5 separate regions of the Homo sapiens genome follow, and regions 2, 3, 4 and 5 are each linked to region 1. The links are chromatin contacts, found by Hi-C or POLR2A ChIA-PET in ENCODE. All regions are on one chromosome and are shown on one strand. Each heading gives the region's core, a stretch centred on a gene start or an enhancer-like site at or near the end of the contact. The rest is flanking DNA. Distances are from core to core; before and after follow the strand shown.

Evidence for each region. Hi-C counts contacts between places; a loop is a spot of excess contacts on that map. ChIA-PET counts read pairs that join two places held with the same protein, here RNA polymerase II (POLR2A). Pooled maps may share reads with other maps.
Region 2: a loop to region 1 is called in a map of CD8-positive, alpha-beta T cell, with 11 times the contacts of the local background. The contact joins the promoter of LUC7L2 here to the promoter of TRIM24 in region 1. A Hi-C loop is called at or near these places in 4 of 168 maps with a recorded cell type or tissue (CD4-positive, alpha-beta memory T cell, CD8-positive, alpha-beta T cell and naive thymus-derived CD4-positive, alpha-beta T cell), 4 of 37 single-sample maps with no recorded cell type and 17 of 50 pooled maps. POLR2A ChIA-PET finds 5 or more read pairs at or near these places in 2 of 52 experiments (CD4-positive, alpha-beta T cell and T-cell).
Region 3: a map of ascending aorta shows a loop between it and region 1 (19-fold over the local background). The contact joins the promoter of UBN2 here to the promoter of TRIM24 in region 1. A Hi-C loop is called at or near these places in 4 of 168 maps with a recorded cell type or tissue (CD4-positive, alpha-beta T cell, CD8-positive, alpha-beta T cell and ascending aorta), 3 of 37 single-sample maps with no recorded cell type and 21 of 50 pooled maps.
Region 4: a pooled map shows a loop between it and region 1 (2.3-fold over the local background). The contact joins the promoter of DGKI here to the promoter of TRIM24 in region 1. A Hi-C loop is called at or near these places in 1 of 50 pooled maps. POLR2A ChIA-PET finds 5 or more read pairs at or near these places in 2 of 52 experiments (H1 and WTC11).
Region 5: a loop to region 1 is called in a map of B cell, with 4 times the contacts of the local background. The contact joins the enhancer-like site here to the promoter of TRIM24 in region 1. A Hi-C loop is called at or near these places in 7 of 168 maps with a recorded cell type or tissue (B cell, CD4-positive, alpha-beta T cell, CD4-positive, alpha-beta memory T cell and 4 more), 9 of 37 single-sample maps with no recorded cell type and 21 of 50 pooled maps. POLR2A ChIA-PET finds 5 or more read pairs at or near these places in 3 of 52 experiments (H1, HepG2 and WTC11).

Annotation. Positions count from the first base shown.
Region 1 is chr7:138,458,972-138,461,613 of GRCh38, reverse strand. It overlaps TRIM24 (tripartite motif containing 24), which reads right to left and starts at 1,355. Exons shown (of 19, transcript NM_015905.3): 1 at 702-1,355. The coding sequence starts at 1,065. RefSeq lists silencers at 484-963, 994-1,243, 1,304-1,693 and enhancers at 1,204-1,986, 2,390-2,642.
Region 2 is chr7:139,358,558-139,361,199 of GRCh38, reverse strand. LUC7L2 (LUC7 like 2, pre-mRNA splicing factor) reads right to left here and starts at 1,306. Exons shown (of 10, transcript NM_016019.5): 1 at 878-1,306. The coding sequence starts at 938. The region is part of intron 2 of FMC1-LUC7L2 (FMC1-LUC7L2 readthrough); the gene reads right to left. RefSeq lists a silencer at 612-1,041 and enhancers at 1,272-1,321, 2,042-2,171.
Region 3 is chr7:139,229,921-139,232,562 of GRCh38, reverse strand. UBN2 (ubinuclein 2) reads right to left here and starts at 1,326. Exons shown (of 18, transcript NM_173569.4): 1 at 611-1,326. The coding sequence starts at 1,078. RefSeq lists silencers at 110-369, 316-535, 746-995 and enhancers at 1,166-1,305, 1,386-1,545.
Region 4 is chr7:137,845,651-137,848,292 of GRCh38, reverse strand. It overlaps DGKI (diacylglycerol kinase iota), which reads left to right and starts at 1,319. Exons shown (of 33, transcript NM_001321708.2): 1 at 1,319-1,831. The coding sequence starts at 1,431. RefSeq lists silencers at 516-810, 1,295-1,344 and an enhancer at 1,979-2,480.
Region 5 is chr7:137,897,940-137,900,581 of GRCh38, reverse strand. The region is part of intron 8 of CREB3L2 (cAMP responsive element binding protein 3 like 2); the gene reads left to right. Among named protein-coding and RNA genes, the nearest start is that of DGKI, 52 kb to the right of the region's middle. RefSeq lists enhancers at 494-1,210, 1,142-1,211. Within about 2 kb of position 1,286, at least 20 of the 41 ENCODE cell types and tissues checked have a DNase peak (open chromatin) inside an H3K27ac peak, as active enhancers do; they include B cell and GM12878, where a contact is called at or near this core.

The DNA.
Region 1 (2,642 bases), core at 106-2,605:
TTTATCTATAAAATACCAGAAAACCCAAATCACTTTGTATTATTTCTCTTCGCCGTCTCAAAATAAAACCTTTGAAAGAGACACACAACAAAACAACGTCTCTTGGTTCCTTTGTCCCCAGCAGAGGAGAGGGAAGAGAACTGGGAACTCATTAAGGTAAAGAGCCCCAAACATGCAAGATAAGAAATAAATGACATCCGATCTGCAATCAATCATCAAAGAAAGTCACCATCACTTCATCTTCATCCCTCCCTTCTCCCCTGCAGCTCAAATAACGTGAGTATAGACGAGATGATCAGGATCATATGGACCTGGACAAAGCTTTGTGGAGGCAGCGGGCGGGTAGCAGTTAACTGGCTGCAGCCGGCAAAGAACCCGAGATTCCGGCTGCAGGAGACTCCGACAGAGGTCTGCAAAAGTGCGAGTGGCAGGGGCCGCCCGGCTGTTGAGAATGCGGAGCAGCGGCGGCGGCGGCGGCGCGGTCAAGTCCACAGCGCCCGGGGAAGTTGCTGGCCGAGCGCGACACGCCGCAGAGCGCGGGCCCTCCATGTCACCGTCGCCAGCACAGACCCTCCTGCTCGCCCCTCCCCCGCCGCGCACCCCGGGCGGCGGCGACATGACAGCGGGTCGCGCCGCACAAGGGCGCCCGCCCCCTCCTGGCCCTCTCCCCGGGCTCCCCAGCGGCCGCGGCCGGTTCTCACCTTGGGTGGCGAACGGCGACGAGCCGCTGACCGGCGAGCCGGGGGCAGGGACGGGTGGCGGGGTCTCGGCCGAGCCCAGCATGGGCGCGGGCAGCATGAGGTAGCGCTGGGGCGCGGGCAGGCAGCGCTGGCAGAAAGAGTGCAGGCAGGGCAGCAGCTTGGGCGCCCGGCTCTGGATGTTCTGGTGGCACACGGCGCAAGTGTCCAACAGGTTGAGCCGGGCCGCCTCGCCGCCGCGCTCCGAGTCCGGGCCCTGCCGACTCTCGGCCTCGTTCTCCCCGCTCGGCGCCGCCGAGGGCCCCCCGGAGGCCGCAGCCGAGGCCGCTGCCGCCGCCGCCACCGCCTTCTCCACCGCCACCTCCATTGTCCTGCCCTTGCCGCCGCCGGGGAAGCGAGAGCGCGGTCTCCGCCCGCCGCCCCCGACGACCTCCTCCTCCTCCTGCGGCTGCTCCTCAGAGGCCGCTCGGTGGACTCGCGGCAGCGCCAGCGAGGGAGGGAAAGCAAACCGGGCGGGGGAAGCCTCCTCAGGCCCACGGGATCCGCCTCCCGAGTGGCGCGGCCGGAAGGAGGGTATCTGTCAGCGGAGACCGTTCCTCGCACCGGGGAGGCTGCACCCCGTCCGCTTCGCCAACCGCCGAGGCGCTCGTGGAATACGCCCAGCCCGCCCTTGCCTCCCCGCCTTTCTCTTCATCCCCCTGGCCCACCTCAGGCCCCGCCCCCGCCCCCGCCCTCCCTCTCCCAGCAACTGAGGCTTCGGTGTGGAGCGCGCCGCCCAATAGCGGCCGCGCCTGGCGAGGGGGCGGGACCTGTTGGAGCCCGCGAGGCTCCGTCGGCCGCGGCGGGAGGTTGGGAAGTGGGAGGTGCTTGCCCAGCCCCGCCCCCTCCGGACGCCTGAAATCGCGGCTTCTGATTGGGCCTTTGTGTATGTTTCCTCCTCTGAAAAGATTAAGGGTTCATTTGTTAACGACCATCCGCCTGATTCGGTCCGCGGTGTTAGCTCCTCCTAGGGGGCGGGACCTCACTTGTCTACTCAATGCCGTTAATTAAGTAACTGCTTGGAAAACTGATTTCATTACTGGAGACCTGGTCTTGTAGGAGGAGTAAATATGGTCGGAGGGTCACAGGAGGAAGGAGTGGAGGTACTGAAGAGCAAACAAGGAAATAATTTTTTAAAATACTGTGTGAAAGAGGTACTCTGGAGGCAGCAGGGATATTGCAACCTAATTTTACTCATCTCTAGAATGAATGAGTATGAAGAATAAGGGGGGGAAGTTCTCGTGCAAGTTGGAAATTTTTAAAGGGTTTCCCCAATGAAAAAGGTGAAATTAATTTTTAAAGTCAGTGATTTGCTTTTTAAGTGACTAAAAGTGGTTCGTTTTCCCAGGAATTAATACAGATTGACAAATGTTTTTATTGCATAAATATAGCATCATTAAGCAAAAATAAACCTCAATACTGTTACCCAAATAATTCATAACTTCAGGATTCTTTTGTATTTCCTCCCTCCCTCTTATTTTATTCCCTCCCTCCCTCCCTCACCTCTCTACGCTGATATCAGAAGTTACGCACATTTTTCACTCAAAAAATGGCGCAGCTTTTAAGGAACTTGAAGAATAGAAACGGAATGAAGGAAACAAGATTTTGTAACACGTAACTTTAAGAAGTATTTACCTTTTTTTTTTTTTTTTGTCAATACTAATGAAGCGGTACTGGACTTTAGAGAAAGATGGAGTGGGTCATGAAAGGCTTTGCTAAAATCACAGTTTTCCTGGAGGACTATATGGGATGGCAATGGGGGAGGGCTAGGCAACGTAGCCTTCCTTCAAGACCTTGCCCTTAAACACAACCTCCGTAGGCCTCAAGTGAGAGGTTCTTTTACTTAATCACAAGACATTCAACAGCTCTTCCCGCCTCCCCCACCCATTGGTTCCTGTTTAAGCT
Region 2 (2,642 bases), core at 57-2,556, 900 kb before region 1:
ACATTACTAATTAACATCACCAAAAAAGCAACAGCATTTCATCATTTTATTTAGAAATTCTCTTTATGACAAAGGATAATCCAGCAATTAAGGGCTCTCTATACAGATTCTAAACTAAACGCCTGAAAGGATCTTTGTTCTCCTCTATTCTACTTCACTGGGTACCAAATTTTCAAAATCGTTCTGTTAGGGACATGCAACATTTGTCAATATTTACTGAACAAAGCCTCTATTAAATTGTCTAACAAAATGGAGGTCTCTCGGAAAAACAGGCCATAACATGTTCCTTCTCACAAAATGGGGCCAAACACACCCACTTAAGAAACCATGGTTTGGGTCAGATTTTCCATAAAAATGGTTGTTTCTGTGGGGCTCGAGGGTGCATCTCTGAGACTGGGTTAGTAATAAAGGTTTCCTCCTGACCCAGGAAGAGGAGGGGGAAGCTTCTCTCTAGGTACTCTGGAGGACGGCGGCGAGGGATGATCCCAAAGCTCTGGGTTAAGGAATTATATCGGGGGTGGAGGCCTTAGCTTTCCGCAGGTACCTAACCAGCGACAAAACGGGCCCCCCAACTACGCAACAGAGACGCGGGCTCTCCCGTCTCAGCCAAGTCAACATTAAAAGCACAAACTCTCCTTTCTGCCTCCAGGCCCCGCCTCACCCCATTGGCAGCAGTTCCCGCCAATCCGCATGGTCACCGCCCCCCCTGCCCGCCTGCCGAGCCCTGATTGGATGGGACGGGGGACGGGGACCTCGTGTTACCAATCTGGGAGCCCCTTACTCAGCCACACGCGCGCGCCCAGGTGCGCCCTCGGAACCCCTTCCCTTCGCCGTCCCCGTCCCCTCCCCCACCCCCAGGGCCCTGGCAGAGACTTACCGTCCCGGGAGGTGCCCATCAACTGGTCCAGCATCGCGCGCATCTGGGCCTGCGCCGACATGGCGGCGGCGTAGCGGGCGGACGGGCGGGGGTGGGGCGCAGACCGGGCCCTTTTGGGCTGGGGGATAAGGGGAAGGGATGGGGGAAGGTGCGCTGCTGTCTCGGTGGCCGCCGCCGCCTCGAGGCGTGCGGAAAGGGAGCCGGAGGGGTTGCGGGAAGAGTCCGGACTGCGCTCCTCACGACGACGTGTACGTGGAAGACGACAGCCCCCGACAGCGACCCTCGTGCCCTCACTCTCCGTCCGGTTCTTGGGACAGAAGCGACACGGGCCAAGCAAGCTCTCGCCTTCAACACCGCCACCCGCCAGAAGCCGTCAACCCCCCCTCAAGCTCTGACGCCGCTCGCCGCCACCGTCGCCACGACGGGAGCGCGCACGCTCCTCGCGCTCAGTCGTTTCCCGCGGGGGCTCCACCAACTGGCGTCCAGCTGTATCACTCCGCCCGCCCCGCCCGAGTGGAGTTCCACCCTAACGGCTCTGGGCGCGTGCACGCGCGCTCCTCCCGCCCCTTTACCCCGGATCTCGCGATACTCTGGTTCCTTAACTGACTGTGCAAGCCGGATCCGCCCCGAGGCGCCAAACCTTACATTACATTCCCTCCCGGCTGTAGGGCTGGCGGCTAAGGCTGCGCTGCCCGCGGTGATGGCGATTCAGACCCAAATTAGCAAAATGCGCTAGAGGTTAGCCTGGGCGGAAAGTAAGTAGAGACCATGCCCATCGTCGACCGGACTGCGGTCAGCCTCCTTGGCGTCTGAGGTGGGCGTGCTCGGGGCGAACGCCCGCCCCGAGTGGCGTGGACGCGTCCTGGTTCTCGTGCGCCTTTCCCGGCCGGGAGCAGGCCTGTCTCGCCGCCGCCGGGGCCGCGTTCCTTCCGCTGCGTGGGGCTTTAAGGCTCCTCGGCTGGGAAGTGTCAACTTCAGGAGAAAGCGCCCGAAAGCAGTACCCTAGGAAACAGGCGCGCCGACCCATTCGGATTCATCTTTACCTACAAGGTCGCGGGCGGCTTAGTCTGAATGTGAAACCATAAAAACTCAGCGTATTCTCAGCTACTGGGGAGGCGATCTCGGGGAGCAGGGAGCCAGCGGCGCTGGCCGCAGGGAAGCCTGGATTCTGAAGCCCGGCCCGTGACTGGGGCCTTGGCTTCAGTTCTACCCCTCGTAGGGCTGGTGGAGGTGGTCACACGTCTGCTATGGCGTGGCTGTTAGAACAAACTGGAATAAAATACTTAGCCCTGAGCCTTTCCCTGGTGTTTCTAAAAACTGTTTTAGTAAAATATTAATTCCTTGCCGGGCGCGGTGGCTCACGCCTGTAAACCCCGCACTTTGGGAGGCCAAGGGAGGTGGATTGCCTGAGGTCAGGAGTTCAAGATCAGCCTGGCCAACATGGTGAAACCCTGTCTCTACTAAAAATATAAAAATTAGCCGGGCGTGATGGCGGGCGCCTCCCCAGCTACTCGGGAGGCTGAGGCAGGAGAATCGTTTGAACCCGGGAGACGGAGGTTGCAGTGAGTCGAGATGACGCCACTGCGCTGCAACCTGCGCGACAGAGCGAGACTTCTAAAAAAAAAAATTCCTTAAGTAAGACATAGGTCAGTGTGCAGGAAGAAAGGTTGCTTAAAAAGAAATCTAAAACTGTAAGAAAAATGAATGAGTTAATAAAACCAAATGTTTAAGAAGACAGGCACTTTCTAGATACTTTGAAAGGACA
Region 3 (2,642 bases), core at 77-2,576, 770 kb before region 1:
AACCCACTTCTCCATTCCTAAAGTGGGATCCTTAGTCTCTGAAAACCTTTAATTATTCTTAAATTCCCTTCGATTAAGAAAAATATCACAGGCACGCAAGCACACCTCAGCAGCCACGGCGCCCAGCAAAACAAACAGTGATGAGGATGAGGATGATACGAGAGGGGTTACACAATCTCTGCTTCAGACTGGGGGGCGTGTCCCCCAAGGTTTTCTCTTCCTTTCTACTGGAACGACAGCTGTAGCGCCACAGGGAGAACCCAGCCACACGGCCTGCAGGGCCCCAGGATTTTGTGTGGGGAGCAGAAAGGAAAGAAGGAAAATCTGAGGTTCCGAAAGGTGCACAAGAAAACGAGCTCGGCGCGGCGTTGGGAGCGAGTGCCGGGGGTTTGGGGATTCGGCGCAGCCGGGTGAGAGCCTCGGCCACCCTGGGGAGTGGAGAAAGCAGCGCTCACCGCCCCGTCCACCCGCTCGGCCCCGGCCCCCCGCACCCCACCCTCGGGGCGACCCGGACGCGCTCGGTGGGCGTCCCAAGGTGCAAACCAGCTGGGGAAGGCGGCGGGTCCTGAGGCTCCCGGGGTCTGGGGCAGGAGGGAAGAATCTTCTGTACCCGTTGTTCTCCGCACAGCAGCAGCTCCGGGTAACTGAACTCCACGCAGCTCTCGTCGGTGGGGTCCTTAAGCACCAGCTCCAGGCGCACCGTCTCCCTCGGCGGCCGCGGCGGCTGCTCAGCCCGGGAAGCCGACTCCCGCGGCGGGGGCGGCTGCAAGGGCAGCGGCGGGAACGGCGGCGGCGGCTCGGGCCGCGGGGGCTCCCGCTGCAGCGACATGGGCGGCTCGGCGCGGCTGACCTCGCGCTGGGGGAGCGGCTTCTCCCGCGACGGGGGCTGCGCGTCCGAGCGGGGGGCAGGCTCCCGCGGGGCCGGCGGCTCCGCCCGGGCCGGCTCGCGGTACGGCTGCGGCTCCAGCCGGGGGGGCTCGCGGGGGTACTCGGGCTCACGCTCGGGCCCCGGGTACTCGGCCTCGCGCCGCCGCACCGGTGACAAGCTAATGAACGCTACTCTGCGCGGCTCCGCCATCCCCACTGTTCTGGCCCTCCGCTTTTGCTCGAGCCGGCGCTCGCTTCTACGGCGCGCTGCGTGCCTGCCCGCCCTTCCTCTTGCTCTCTGTCGCTTTTCTTCCCTCCACCACCCTCAGCCGTCTCCGCCGGCGCCACGGTGAGTGCGGACCGTGTCCCCTTCCCCGCTACTACGTTCTGATGGGCTTCACCGCCATCGCCAGGGTCGCCGCGGCCGCCATGTTGGATCCCCCACATAAATAGAAGCAGGCCGCTGAGCGGGCGCATGCGCACAGAGGAGACGCTCGCGTCCACTGTCGTGGCTGTTGCTCAGTTTTCCTCTTTTCCTCCCAACAGTCTGGAGTCCAGACAGGTCGGCGGAAGTGACGACATGGCTCGGCCTGTTTCCGTGGAAACGGAGACGCCGTCTGCACCCTTCCTCAAAGGGAGGGTTCTGGGGTTTCCCGAGCAGTTTACTATTCGCACCCGGAAACCAGAGGCGCTCCAGGAGCTTCCCGGGGCTAGCATCGGGATGGGACTGAGACCGACCTAGCCATTGGCGCCGGGTCTCCCGTGCTGGGTTCAAGGGAATTGGGGTTGTTAGCTGATTATTCAAGGCGGACTCTGGGCAAGGGTAGAGAGACGCGCCAGCCGTTGTGCCTGCCCGCCCTGTGTCCCCGTAGCCTTAAGTATCGAGGGAAAAAAGGAAGTGCCCAGCTTCAGCCAGACTAGCCCCAGCGGCTTCCCTCCCGAAAGCGCAGGCCTCCCCTTCCTCGACCTACTCCGGTTTCCCTCGCCCGGCCGCAGTGGGCGTTGCGTGGGGCAGGGTCATTAAATGTTCAATAACGCTTTGCAGTTGGAAAATTAACAAGCAGATGAGGAGTTCTGGGCTCATTCAGAAGGCCTAAACTGCTGAAATCATAGAAAACTTCTTAAGAGGGTTTAGTGGTATTTCAGGAAACGTACTGTTTATGAGAATGCTAAAGGACCCATTTCAGGATGGGGAAGGAATTGATTGGGCACGCCCCATAGGCTCACTTGTAATTAATTAATTGGAAGTCGGGTTTAAAAGGATAAGAATTACTGGCCATTTTAATCCATTGAATAAAAAGTAAATTTGAGGGCTCGCCCTTCACATCCTGAAGGGAATCCAAGCCTTCTGTTAATTGCATTAACTATTGAAAGCTCTTTTATTAAGTCAGTGTGACGTCATTGACAAATTCTGAGAGGGTTCCGTTTTTTCCTCTCCTGTTATTACTTTCCCTACTTGGACGAAGATGGTGATGAAATCTATGATTCCAAAGGTCTCTCCCAGCTCTAAAACCCTATCTTTTCTACTCGGCGCCATGTTTTACCTACATTATCTCCTTCCCTATTGCTCCTTTTCTGATTCTGAATTCGGGTCTCATTTTTAGATTGCCTTAGTGATACTTAAATGACCTTTCTGCCTTCAGTCTCTGTTCCCACCAGTCTTGAGACGGGGTCATATTAATGTCTCTAAAAGAGTTTTTATTATATCGTTCTCTGTTCTGGCTGCAACTTACCTACAAACTGAGTTCTATGTATGTATACTCATATTCAATATC
Region 4 (2,642 bases), core at 70-2,569, 610 kb after region 1:
CACGTGTCCAAGCCCTTGAGAGGTGCTGTGAAAACATAGAGGTGGATGAGGGAAGTGCTTATACAGCACATACCGTATAAAAAGAGGGCTTCATACTTGCTAGTTGTTTTAATTTTTATTATTACTTTTCCTCGCTGCACATGGAAATGTCTTTACCTTTGTCTTATTATAAGGTACATACGAGGAGAGTTACAGAACATGGGTGTTAGAAGAGATTTGACATATCTGTTCATTTTCCTAATTTTAGTGATGAGAAAATAAAGGGAAAGAAAGCAATTTAGATTTTTGCCAGTATTACAATTCTTTGTTCACGGGCACACCACGCCAGCCTGAAACTGTTCATTGGTCTGGTTCTCTTACCACCTCGTATATGTAGGTTTATAGTTTGGTTACGAACACCACCTTGTCTTAACCATAGATAGTTCCTGTGTTTGCCGACAGCAGCGATTTCTTGTGTGGAAACCCCTAATTTGGGAAACAATCTGTTTTAAACACTTTGTAGCACATCACTCAAACCGCACAGTTTTCGATAATCTTAGAAACAAAAACTGGGGTTGAGGCGGACAGTTAAATTCTGCAGACACCACAAGCTTGGATTCGTTTCAGCAGTCGGTCCTAAGTGGTTTGAAGCCCCTTCCGGGATGCCTCTTCTTATACGAACAACGCAGCGGCGCCAGGCGCCAGGGTCCTCACTTCTGCCTCCTGGATTTCCTCCGCCTTTCTGCTTCACCGAGGGCCCTGTGATCCGATTCCATCGAATTAACCGCTGTTTACCGAGGGTCTGCTGCGCCTAAGGAAGGCACCGGGCGACGAGCAAGGCGGGGACGCAGTTTGGGGACGCAGGGGTCCGGGCCCCAGTCCAGAGACAGGAGGTCGGCGCTTCGACTTGGCACCCGCCGACGAATTCACTCCAAGGTTCCCACTGGCGGAGCTCCTGCTACCTCCCCCCTCCCCTAAATGCAGCTCCCGCTACCTTCCCGCGCCCAGGGGCTGCTGCCTGAGCCCAGCTCTGCTCACTGGAGGGCGGCGGTGGAGAGGGTGCTGGCCCAGCGTCGGCAGCTGGGCTCAGGACCAAGGTGGGCGCCCGCCGGTCCTGGTCCCCCCAGCCTCACGGTGCAGGACCCAGGGCGCGGCCACTCGAGTTCCCCGGACGCTCTCCTTCCTGATGCTCGCTGTCCCTGCCCTGGCGTCCCCAGCCCGGGGTCGCAGCCTGTCCTCCTCTCTCTCCCCCTCCGCCGCAGCCCGTCGCCTCCGGGCAGAGTTCATGTTCAGCTTGGGCTTTCGCTCGGGATTTAGGAAGAGGCCGGCGGGGCTGGAGGGTGCGGGCCGGCGCGGGAGGGCGCGGGAGGCGGGGAGCGGCGGCCTCTGATTGGCCGGGGCGGGGGAGTGAGCGGAGTTTCCCACAATGCCCCGGTGCGGTGCAGCCGCGGATGGATGCTGCGGGAAGGGGCTGCCATTTGCTGCCCCTGCCAGCGGCGCGCGGACCTGCCCGCGCTCCTGCAGCCGCCGCCGCCGCCGCCGCCAGCCCGCCCGGCCCCTGCAGCGGCGCCGCCTGCGCTCCCTCCGCGGCCGCCGGAGCGGGCGCCATGAACCCCAGCTCCTCGGCGGGAGAGGAGAAAGGGGCGACGGGCGGCAGCAGCAGCAGCGGAAGCGGCGCCGGGAGCTGCTGCCTGGGCGCCGAGGGCGGCGCGGACCCGCGGGGCGCAGGGTCAGCCGCGGCGGCGGGGGCCGCTGCCCTGGACGAGCCCGCGGCCGCCGGCCAGAAGGAGAAGGACGAAGCGCTGGAGGAGAAGCTGAGGAACTTAACTTTCCGGAAGCAGGTCTCGTACAGGTAGGTGCGGGGAGCCGGCAGCCGAGACAGGTGCGCCGCGGCGGGAGACCCACTCTTCTACCCAGCAAGGGGCGCTTCCGCGGAGTTGGGCACCTCTCTGTTTCCACGCCTCTCCTTCCCCCTTTCCCCCTCTCCTCCCGGGGATGTCTGTCTTCTCCCCATCCTATCATTCCAGGCTGGAGGGCAGCAACGCCTGCTTTCCCCTGTGGCAGGAGAGAAGCACTGGGTCCCTAAGGTCAGAGCAACAGAAATTTTGTCTGTGTGTGTGTGTGTGTGTGTGTGTGTGTGTGTGTGTGTGTGAGAGAGAGAGAGAGAGAGAGAGAGAGAAAGAGAGAGAGAGAAAGGGTTGCAGACTCAGTGATGCTTAGTTTTCTTAAGAGAAGTCGTCAAAGTTGCCCCTAAGCAGGTGTCATCTTCAACCACCCTTCCCCCACCTTCCAGATTTCGCTGGATGAACCTTTGGCACTAACTTGACAGCTGAGATCACTCCGACAGGCAGAAAAGAATAGCACTACACTGAAGAGAAATCCTTATGGAAGTTGGACCTGCCTCGAAATCCCCCATGAAGGAAGAGTGGGTTTATGTCTGTAGATGCGCCACTGGTTATGGGGGCTCCATGCCTGCGTGCTCCTTGCCTCTCTCCTGGCTGGAGGAGGGTGTGGGGAGCCCGCTGGCAAGCTAGGGGTGAAGGTGAGAGTGGGGACCATATTTGCACCTAAGGATGAGTGTATGTGTAAGACAAGGACAGTGTGGGATCAATGGCCTTTAAATTAGGATAAAAGATAACCCCACATTGTATTAGAATCCAACA
Region 5 (2,642 bases), core at 37-2,536, 560 kb after region 1:
CTCATGATCCGCCCCCACCTTGGCCTCCCAAAATGCTGGAATTACAGGTCTGAGCCACTGCTCCGGCTGCAAATCATTGTTTTTTAAATTAGTTTTTTAAAATTAGCTAGTTTATTAATTGCATTTCAAACCCATTTTACAAAAATTGTAACGGTACCAAGTTGATAAATTCCTCTAGCACTTGCTGTGCCCAGTGCTATTTTAAGCACTTTACAGCTATGAACTCATTTAGCCCTATGAGATGCCATTATTATCATCCTCACTATATAGAGGAGGTAACTGAAACTCGGAAAGTCTAGGTGATTTGTCCAAGGTCACACAGTAACCGCTAAAGCTGCATTTGAACCCAGGCAGTCTGGCTCTGGAGCCTGGATGTGGGAGGAGTATATGGAGGTTTATGCCTGGCTCATATGCAAGAGAAAGGGGTGAAAGTGCAGGGTTAAGAAACTGGCTTTTGGGGAGTTTCATCCAGAATGTATGTGTTCATGTGCACACATGATACATACCTGTGCTGTGACAATTATTTCTTAGAGACTCCTGTCACCCTGAGTGTTAGAGATCCAACAAATTAAGCAGAGAAAAATGGACTTACTGGGTAAACAAAAATTTAATCAGATTAAGGGTCAGTGTTAATGCCCAGTAACAATTGTGCAAATATTAAGGGATCAGTTTAAATCTCTTTGCATGTTATTTGATAATAACAAATGAATTTAATTCCCGTTTCCTGATGCTTCATGGTTTGTTGCTCAAAAAGCCAGCTAATATAGACATAAGCTAAAACTACCGCCAGTGGGATCCCCCTGAAATTTTCTCTGCATTTCTGGGAATGTGTGCTCAGATAGCAGTCAGGGGCAGTTCACCCCAAGTGCTCTGTAAGACAGACTGCCCAAAGGGAGGAAGTGCCACCAACTTAGTGTGGCATTACCTTGATCTCATGAGGCAAGGGAGCTGGTTTCACTGCTTGCCTTTGGCCGTTAGTCTGCTGGGGCTTCCTCTGTTTTTATCTCCACTTCCTCTCCCTGGGGGGATTGCCTGAGGCGGCTCTGTTTCTCTGGATCCTGCTCCCCGAGCCAGCATATGTATGCATGTTTTTAGCATCCTGAGCCGATAGGCGTTCCCGGCACCCATCCTGGCACTTGCTTCCGCAGCAGCCCCATGTTCATGGGTGGGTGGGACAAATCCTGGCCAAGAATTGGCGAAAAGGGGAAGAGCAAAGACCTCCTTGGAGTTTGTGTTCAGGTTTCGTCCTCTACAGGCTCCGTGTCAGGCCTTCCCTGGGCCACATGGGGGCAGCAGAGGCACAGCAGGGATGTGCTGGGGCGAAGTCCGGGTGTGTGAGGGAGAAGGACCGACCCCACTACCTTGCCTGGGAAGTCTCTCCTCTCCTCTGCAGGTGGACTGTGCTGCGTGTTCCTTCCTTCCTTCCTTCCTTCCTTCCTTCCTTCCTTCCTTCCTTCCTTCCTTCCTTCCTTCCTTCCTTCCTTCTCTTTCCTTTTTCTTCCTTTTCTTTCTTTCTCTTTCTTTTTCTTTCTTTCTTTTTTCTTCCTTTCTTCCTTCCCTTCCTTCCTTTCCCCTTCTCCTTCCTTTCTCCCTCCTTCCTTCCTTCCTTCCTTCCTTCCTTTCCTTCTTTCCTTTGTTCCTCCCTCCCTCCCTCCCTCCTTCCACATTTTTATTTTTGTTTGCTTGTTTGAATCAGATATCCAAATAAGGTCCATGTGTTCAAACTGTTTGATATGTCCATTACATATCTTTTTGTCTGTAAGTTCTCTTGCATGTCTTTGCTGTTATTTAGTAAAGGCCGAGTCAGTTGTCCTGTAGAGTCTTCCTGGTCTTAGTTTACCTGTAATGTCCTTGTGGTGTCCGTTAGCACAGTCCTTCGTCCACTACAGACTCTACTTTGTTTGGTTTTGGTTTTTGGTAAGAATTCTTCATAGGTTCCACTACATGCCTCCATCAGAAGGAACATAAAAATTGGTTATTCGGTTCTCCACAATGTATACTTATTGGCTAGAGAGATCAATACATTAGGGGTTTGAAAGTAGCCTTATAGAATTCTATCATTTCTCCTCCAGTTATTAGCAGAATATTTTTCTAAAGCAAGACTCTTCATCGTTAATGAACATGGGTACACAAGTAACCATGAGATGCTGATTTCATTGTCTTTGGGTATATACCAGCAGAGGGATTGCTGGGTTATATGCTAGTTCTATTTTTAATATTTTGAGGAACCTCTACACTGTTTTTCATAATGGTTTTACTAATTTACATTCCCACTAACAGTGTGGAAGGGTTCCCTTTTCTCCACACCATTGCCAACACTTTTCGCGCCTTGTCTTTTTTATAATGATAGTACTAACAGATGTGAAGTGATATCATGTAGGGTTTTGATTTACGTTTCTCTGATGACTAGTGTCAGTGAGCACCTATTCATATACCAGTTGACCATTTTTATGTTTTCTTTAGAGACATGTCTATTCAGATTCTTTGCCCATTTTTTAAAATTGGTTGTTTTTGATATTGAGTTGTATGAGTTCCTCATATGTTTTTAATATTAACCCCTCATGATGGTTTATATGGTTTGCAAACATTTTCTCCCAATCCGTGGGCTGCCTTTTCATTTTGTTAATTTTTGTTGTTGTTGT